2 separate regions of the Homo sapiens genome follow, and region 1 is linked to region 2. Evidence: read pairs that join two places in POLR2A ChIA-PET (ENCODE). Cell type or tissue: IMR-90. All regions are shown on one strand. Each heading gives the region's core, and the rest is flanking DNA. Links, peaks and the distances in the headings are about the cores only. Region 1 has its middle 63 kb from the start of ME3. Region 2 overlaps ME3 (malic enzyme 3).

Evidence for each region. ChIA-PET counts read pairs that join two places held together with the same protein. Peaks named below come from ENCODE experiments on the same cell type or tissue, not always from the same donor. Only the 100,000 strongest peaks of a DNase experiment are listed, where the experiment ranks them.
Region 1: POLR2A ChIA-PET joins it to region 2 with 5 read pairs; 3 of 35 experiments call an interaction of 5 or more read pairs at or near these places.

Annotation. Positions count from the first base shown.
Region 1 is chr11:86,733,507-86,737,913 of GRCh38, forward strand. No RefSeq gene overlaps it. Among named protein-coding and RNA genes, the nearest start is that of ME3, 63 kb to the left of the region's middle. In IMR-90, for the core only: no CTCF peak of the experiment used is centred there; DNase peaks (open chromatin) are centred at 2,305 and 2,665; H3K27ac peaks cover 1,278 bases.
Region 2 is chr11:86,580,940-86,585,346 of GRCh38, forward strand. All of the region lies in intron 2 of ME3 (malic enzyme 3), which reads right to left. Among named protein-coding and RNA genes, the nearest start is that of ME3, 89 kb to the right of the region's middle. In IMR-90, for the core only: no CTCF peak of the experiment used is centred there; no DNase peak of the experiment used is centred there.

The DNA.
Region 1 (4,407 bases), core at 134-4,133, 150 kb after region 2:
TTTCATAAAAAAATATTCAACTGGGAATAGAAGGTAAGTTCCTCAACCTAATGAAGGGCACCTATGAAAAACCCACAGCTATCATCATGGTTAATGGTGAAAGACTTGAGACTTTCCCTCTAAAATCAAAAACAGGACAAGAATGTATACAGACTTGCCACTTCAATTCAACATTGTATTGAATTAGGCAAGAAAAAAAATAAAAGGGTTCCATAGTGGAAAGGAAGAAGTAAAACTGTCTCCACTATCAAACGAAATGAACTTGTATATAAAAATCCTAAGGAATATAAACAAGCAAAGAAACAAAGAGCTAAAAACCAAACCAAAATAAAACTATAAGAGCCAATAAATAAGTATAGCAAAGTTTCAGGATAAAAAAAAATCAGTTGTATTTTTATATACTAGCAATGAATAATCTTAAAATTAAGAAAACAATTCCATTTATAGCAGCATCAAAAAGAATGAAATGCCTAGGAATAAATGTAACCAAAATGCATATCTGTATAGATATATATAGGTGTTTTTGAGACAGAGTCTTGCTCTGTCACCCAGGCTGGAGTGCAGTGGTGTGATCTCAGCCCACTGCAACCTGCACCTCCTGGGTTCAAGTGATTCTCCTGCCTCAGCATGACAAGTAGCTAGGACTATAGAGGCCCATCGCCACACCCAGCTAATTTTTCTATTTTTAGTAGAGACAGGGTTTCACCATGTTGGCCAGGCTGGTCTTGAACTCCTGACCTTGGGTGATCCACCTGCCTCGGCCTCCCAAAGTGCTGGGATTACAGGCATGAGCCACTGTGCCCAGCCACAAGAAATACATATTAAAAATTATAAAACATTATGGAGAGAATTTAAAGATCTAAATGAATGGAAAGACATCCTATGTTCATGGACTGGAAGACAATGTTATTAAGATGGCAATACTTCCCAAATTGATCTACAGAGTCAACACAATCCTAACAAAATCCTAGCTGCTTTTTTTTTTTTTTTACAGAATTCAACAAACAAGCTATCCTAAATTCAAATGGAAATGCAAAGATTCAGAAAAGGCAAAACAATCTTGAAAAAGAACAAAATAGAAAGACTCATTCAGTTTCTGATTTCAAAACTTACTACAAAGCTACAGCAATCAAGACAGCATGATACTAGCATAAGACTCTCTCTCTCTATATATATATACACAATATACATATATATTATATATATATACAATATACATATATATTATATATATATACAATATACATATATATTATATATATATACAATATACATATATATTATATATATATACAATATACATATATATTATATATATATACAATATACATATATATTATATATATAGTGTGTGTATATATATATGTGTGTGTATATATATATATAAAATAGAATTCAGACCAAGAAATAAAGCCTAGTCCATTGATTTTCAAAAAGGGTGCCAACATGTTCAATAGAAAAACTTATTTCGACAAATGGTGAAAGGTTATTTTGACAAGTCGTGCTGGGGCAACTGGATATCCACATGCAAAATAAAGTTGGACTCCTACTTTACACCATATACAAAAATTAACTCGAAATGGCTCAAAGACCAAAATGTAAGTGCTAAATATATGAAATTCTTAGAATAAAACATAGGTGCAAATCTTTGTGAACTTGAATTAGGCAAAGATTTCTTAAATGTAACACCAAAAGCACAAGCAACGACAAAAAAAAGGTAAGTTGGATTTTCACAGTTTAAAACTGTGTGTTTCATAGAATGCTATCAAGAAAGCAAGAAGTAACTTTCAAAATGGGAAATAAAATTTGCAAATCATATATCTGATAAGGGACTAATAAAGAACTATTACAATTCAACAATAAAAAGACAAGTAACCCAAATAAAAATGGGCAAAAAATTTGTATTGATATTTCTCCAAAGATATACACACATCGTTTCCACTCACATTCCATTGTGAGAACTTATCTGTACAACCACACCTAATGCTAGAGGCCTAGGAGACATAGCCCTTGCCTCAGCAACCACAACTCTATACAGTGGAAGAAAGAGCACAGATTTTTCATGGAGATTTAGCCAGATGTACCTCAGTAGCAATTGTTAACCATGTCACACTGCCATCATCCAAAGCAGAACATGTGGAATGCCTTAATAATCTACTGAGTCTCAAGGTCCCTCCAGTTTGGTCAAGCTCACCTTTGGCCTTTTGGTGTCCACACTGTTATTTTACCCTTGAAGACTGAGAAACTCTTCTCATCTGAGGCACTTGGTATGGTGGTGACACTTGGATTTCCTTTTATCCCATATGGGATATGTAAACTCAGAGCAAGAAAAATATGTGCTTTTTATCATTCATACATAAGGCATTTCCTTTCTTGGCATCTCTGAGGCTGATGAATGAGTTTTTTTTCTCCCTAAATACACTTCATGCTTCATGAGCTATAATGAAAAGAAATGATATGCTCTGAATTCATCTGATTTAGGCACACGCATATTGAATGTCTTGCCATTAAGTATACTTTTTGATGTGTGGTATCCTTATGATCACATTATTTCCCTTTTATGCTAGAAAAAAACACCTGGGGGAGGGCAGGGGAGCAATGCAAAAACTCCCAGCCCAATTTATTTACACTGGGATTAGTTAGCTATGCAATGATGCCAGTAACAAAAGAGTGACCCAAATCCCCAAGCAGGCAAGTGCGCAGAAAGTTATTTTATTTTCAGGGTGAGGTGACCACAAACATATTTGATTTCTACCCCCCGAGAAGTTACAAATCTGACTCTCTGGATTCAACAAAAAGGTAATTATTATGGTTGTAAAGCTCTTTGCAGCTTTGCAAATAGCTTTCAGATTCCCTATTGCAGTGGAGCAGGATGCATAGCTTCACTCACTCATTTAATGTACAGTTAGTGAGTACCTGCTACGTACAAGGCACTGTCTTAGGTATTAGATTTCTATCTCCCTGTTACTTAGGAGAAAACTGAGGCTCAGAGATGTAAAGTAGTGTGCCCATGATCACAGTCAGTGGAATTAGAACATACTTTCCTTAAACCTGGTTCTGTTAAACCAACCCTAGTTTGTCATAGTAACTTGATTATTTACATGTGCCAGGCAAAGCGGTAAGAACTTTATATACTACATCTCATCTGATCTTCTCATCAACCTTGTGAATAGGTATTGTTTCCCTCATTTTACGTATGAAGAAACCAAGGTTTAGAGAAGTCCGGAGGCTTGCCCAAAGTCACAACACGTGTAAGTGGCAGGGCTGAAATCTCTATCTAGCTCTGTCTGTCTGGAACCCTCCTTTGCCTGTACTTTGTCTCTGCTTCTCTCCCTCCCTGTTGATTGGCTGTGCCCATGAGACCCTGTCCATGTGGCCACAGCTGATTGAATAGGGATTGACACCTGCCACAGGGCAGCTTTCCTAAGGCCAGTGCTCTGTAGCACCCTGAGCCAGGCACACTTCAAGGCACAGCCCATACTGGGGGTGTCAGCTGTTGCCGCAGTCCTTGCTCATTCAGGATGGGTCACTGACCTCTGCCTCGTTCGGTTAGGTTCCAAAGTGACTTTTTGCCGTACTTGTTCCCTGCTCTGATAACCAAGAGTGGTCACTCTTTCATCCTTCCCTCATTCTTTCTTCCAGCTTTAATTTCTGGAAATGAGTCTTTGGTTCAATTCTCCCTGGTCAGGATTGGTAACATCATTTTTAGGGCCCAGTGCAAAATTAAAATGTAGAGTTTCTTGTTCAAAAATTATTACAAATTTGGAGATAGCAGCAACAGGACATTGAGTCAAGCATGAGGCTCTTCTGAGTGTGAAACCCTGTGTGTTTAAACAAGTTACATGCACATGAAGCCAGCCCAGGCCCTGGCATAGTTTTTAATGACACTTTTGGAATGGCCCAGATTTTTACCATAGATTCTCCTTCTGTTTTTGCATCACCCCTCCCTGCTCTAACCTGGAACAGGCCAACTTTCACCATGGCTCTGTTAGCACTTATTCTCCATCTCTTGGCCCTTTTACCCATTGTAACCTAATTCTCTAATTTCCTAAGTTCCCAGTAGTCTGTCTCCCCCAAGACCAGTCCCAACTCCCTGACATTCTCATGGGCATCTCACACACTGAGCTTTCCAGACAGTGACCTTGCACTGTATACAGATGGGAGACTGATCAGGAGAGAGAAAAGACTGTGTATGTTTGGCAAAGTATTTGTTTATAAGGATTTTTGGCATCTGGAGTAATTTTTGCTTTTTATTGAATATAGCTCTGCATTTTATAGATGGCTCTCAACTTGGCCTGAGATTCTTGAAGGAAATTTTGGGATTTTTGCCAAACAATAACACAGAGCTTCATATTTATGTTATAAAAGCCAGCAGTGTCACCATAGACAACTTCCTTCCTTTGTTGG
Region 2 (4,407 bases), core at 327-4,326:
TAACCTTGGATACCTTCTCTAGAGGAAAAGGGGGAAGCATACAACAACATTTAAGTGTTCTCTTCCAAAAGGCAGGAATGACAAAGTCTGGGAATTGAAGTGAAATATTCTCCCCAGGGGAATAAAATACAGCAGGGTTTGTCAAATTCAATCCAACTCTGGCCGTGAAATAGTAAGGAGAAACCAACATCTAAAAAAATATATAGATTTCAGTAGAAAATAGCAGGTTGCCTCACATTTAATAAAAGTACTGTTTTGCTAAACTTTTGCTTGTGTGTGTATGTGTGTGTATACACATGCATCCATGTGTAATTGGTATGTATGTGTACTAGCTTGTGGTATAAAGTGTACTTTTAACGATAGGTTGTGATTTAAACATTTTGAGGAATACTGTAGCATAGGATAATGATTATGAGTGATGGATCAGACTGCCAAAGTTTGAATGTCAACTCTGACCCTTACTAGCTGCATGGCCTAGGTATATTTTAACCTTTCAAGTTTCAGTTTTCTCCCCTAGGAAAAAAATAACTCATAATGTGTGTAAAGTGTGCAACAGAGTGCCTGATGCTTAGAAAGGACTCACTAAATTAATGTCAACTATTGCATTTTAAGTGAAGCAGTTTGGGTAAAAAGTTGATGGCAAGCAAGAGCAATGCTTTGCATTATGTCCCCAGAATCATTTTAATTCCAGATGCATACATTCATCTGCTTGCTGGCTATCCCCACATACATGTCTCAGAGGCATGTCAAACACCACATGCCCCAAACCAAGCTCATCTTCCTGCATTCCCTACTCAGCAATGGTACCACCAGCTACCCAGTAACCCAGTAAAAACTGGAGAGTCACCCTGGATTCCTCACCACTCAACCTATATATGCAGTCAAGTCATTAATAAGTTCAGTGATTTTCTATCTCCTGAATAGTTCTAATTTCCTCCTCTGTTATCCATCCTCCTTATAATCCCTGTTCTTTCCAATATTGAAATCACACCTTGTCTGCTATTAAACTAAAATCCTGCAACTCCTGAATTCTAGTCTTCACTCCTACTGTTCTGCCCCTGGAATACACCTTTTAGAACTTCTGCCAGACTGTCATTTTCCAAAAACCAAATCTGATAATTTTCTTGCTAACTTAAAACATCTTTAGCAAAGCCTGCAAGGCTCTTCATAAGCTGTGCATCATTTTTGGCTTTGCCACCAGCCACTCTTCCATGGGTGGCCTTTAATAGAGCAAACTATACCATTCCCAGAAGAAGCAGGCATTTTCATACCTCTTTGTGTGCATGTGGTAGTTCCTCTGTTGGGAATGACCTTCTGTGCCCATCTACTAATCAGTATAGTGGATTAGAGGATGAAGAAGACATTGATTGAAACTTACATTTAAAATTAAAAATTCAGTGTGCATCAGAAGCACCTTAGCTGGTGGGTTAAAATTCAAGTCCTTGGCCCCTACCTGTAAATGTTGATTCCAGGGCTTTTTACCTGCACCCCTGGTGATTATGAGAAACTGCACCAGAAGAAAGATAAAAGTCCTGTACAAATGCTAATCCTTAACACACATTCAGAAGTAGAGGTGACAACCTTGTCCTTGGGAAATATCTCAATAGAAATTCAATTTGGAGCATTTCCTAAGGAGAGTGGATAAGTGCTGACTTATTAGTAAAGATAGGACTTTTTAAATGAGCAGCAATGACAAGAAGGAAAAATACTGCTACTTAATGTAATTATCTATTAATGTTAGTGCCTTAAAATATAAAAACTGCATACTGCTAAAGCACAATGATAGCACTGGTCCGACACTGTTGTAGTGAGATCTCTTTCCCCCTAGAAGAAAACCCCACGGGAGTCCTGCTACTGGGTAAGTTTATAACTAGAGAAAATCAGTTGCCTCACCTGCACACAACACAGAGGCCCAGTTGTTTCCACCGAGTCTGAAACAAAAGGCTTTCTCTGTATTATCCATGGTAAGGAAAAAAAAAAAAAGAAGACAGAACAGAAGCTTCAAGTTAAGTATCTGGGCGTTAGTGGCAGTTAAAACTTGGTGAGAAACCAAGATCAGAGGCTGGCTTTTTATAGGGAACAAATTTCCGAAGCATTTTTATGGCTGAAAGTTTATGCAAACCAGATAACCCAAGGCTTACAGATAAGGATCTTAGAAAGGGTTATGCTGTCTCTTTTGAGCTGTCCACCACCAGACCCACCCTGTTTACTCAGCCTAATCATTCATTCATTCATTCATTCCCTCTTTCATTTAATGAGCACAGACTGTGTGATATACATAGTGCTAGGTATACGTGGAAAGAAAGATGATGAAGCCTAAATCTCACATTCCACTGGGGGAGTTGACACAGCAGATATTAGGTTGATGCAAAAGTAATTGTGGGTTTTGCCATTAAAAGCAAAAACTGCAATTACTTTTGCACCAACCGAATACAAGATGTAGTGATTTGTCATTCAAACGAAAATGGTTATCAAATAAAGTGATGCTATTCATTCCTCAAAAATTTGTAGGGCATCTACTTTGTATAATGAAGTATGTCTGGCAGTGGTTGTTAGCTGGGAAAAACAAAGGTTCATTTTCTAATAGTAAAGACAGCTATTAAATAAATAATCACCCAATTAATTAATTCATTCGAAGAAATACTACAAAGCAGGTGCAGTGGATGCTGTTAAAGGACATAAGGAACCCCAGGAGTCCTGATGTCATTTTCTTTGTGTTGGGAATGGTATGTGATTAGAAGAGACTTCCCTGAGGAAGCAATATCCAAAATGAGATATGACAGATAAATAAAGAGTTAATTGTCTTCAACAATGGTATTGAGAAAACTGTATATCCACATGTAAAATAATGAAATTAACCCTTATCTTATATTGAAAAATGGATTACAGATGTAAAATGTAAGACCTGAAACTATAAAACTCCTAGAAGAAAACATAGGGGAAAAACTTTATGACATTGGACTTGGCAATGATTTTATAGATACAATATCAAAAGCACAGGCAAAAACAGTAAAAATAAACAAGTGGGACTGTATCAAACTAAAATGCCTCTGCACAGCAAAGAAAACAATCCACAGAGTGAAAAGGCAACCTACAGAATGGGAAAAAGTATTTGGAAATCATATATTTGATAAGGAGTTAATTTCCAAAATATATAAGGAACTCTTACAACTCAATGGCAACCCCCTCCAATAACCTGATTGTAAAATGGGCTAAGGACCTGAATAGACATGTTCCCAGAAAAGACACAAATATCCAACAGGTATATGAAAAGATGCTCAACATCACTAATCATTAGGGAAATGCAAATTAAAACCACAATGTGTTATTACCTCACCTCTGTTAGAGTGGATATTATCAAAAAAACAAAAGGTAACAAGTATTGGTGAGGCTATGGAAAAAATGGAACCCTTGTACACTGCTGATGGGAGTGTAAAATGGTGTAACCACCATGGAAAACAGTATGGAGGTTCCTTGAAAATTTAAAAATGGAACTACCATATGATCCAGCAATGCCACTTCTGAGTATTTACCCAGAATAATTAAAATCAAAATCTCAAAGAGGTATTAGCACTATTCACAATAGCCAAGATGTAGAAAGGATCTAAATGTCCCTTGACAGATAAATGGAGGATAAAAGGGCATATACATAAAATGGAATATTATTCAGCCTTAAAAATATGGAATGCCTGCAATATACAACAATATGGATGAATCTTGAGGACATTATGCTAAACACAATGAGCCAGTCACAGAAGGACAAATACTGCCTGATTCCACTTACATGAGGTATCTAAAATAATCCTACTCATAGAAGCAAATAATAAAATGGTGGTTTCCAGGGATTAGAGGTAGGAGGAAATGGGAAGTTTCTAATCAATGGGTATACGATTTCAGTTATGAAAAATGAAGTTCTAGAGATCTGCTATATAACATTGTGTCTGCAGATAACAATACCATATTATACACTTAAAAATGTGTTAAGAGGGTAGAGCTCATGGCAAATGTTCTCACCACAGTGAAAAAAACTGTGATAAAGACTAATAATACATCTTCAAACATAACAACAAAAAAGAGTTAATTAGGCCAAGTGGTGGTGCTCGGGGTAGGGGTGGTGTTGAGCAGCTTTCTAGGCAAAGAAACACCACGTTCAAGGCTTGGAAAAGGGAAGGTGCACAGACAGGACCAAGACTGTGCAGTGTGTAGGTGACTTTGCTGAGGACTTAGGTTTTCAGCTTCAGGGCAATGAGAAACTACTGAAAGTTTTAAACAGAAGAGGCATAATTAAATCTGTGTTCTTTAGAAAAGATCATTTTGGCTGCAGTGAGGAGAATTTTTGGAAGGGTCCAAGAATGTGCTGATAAATTAGAAGTTTCCTGCAATGGTCCAGTTAAGAGGCAATGGTAG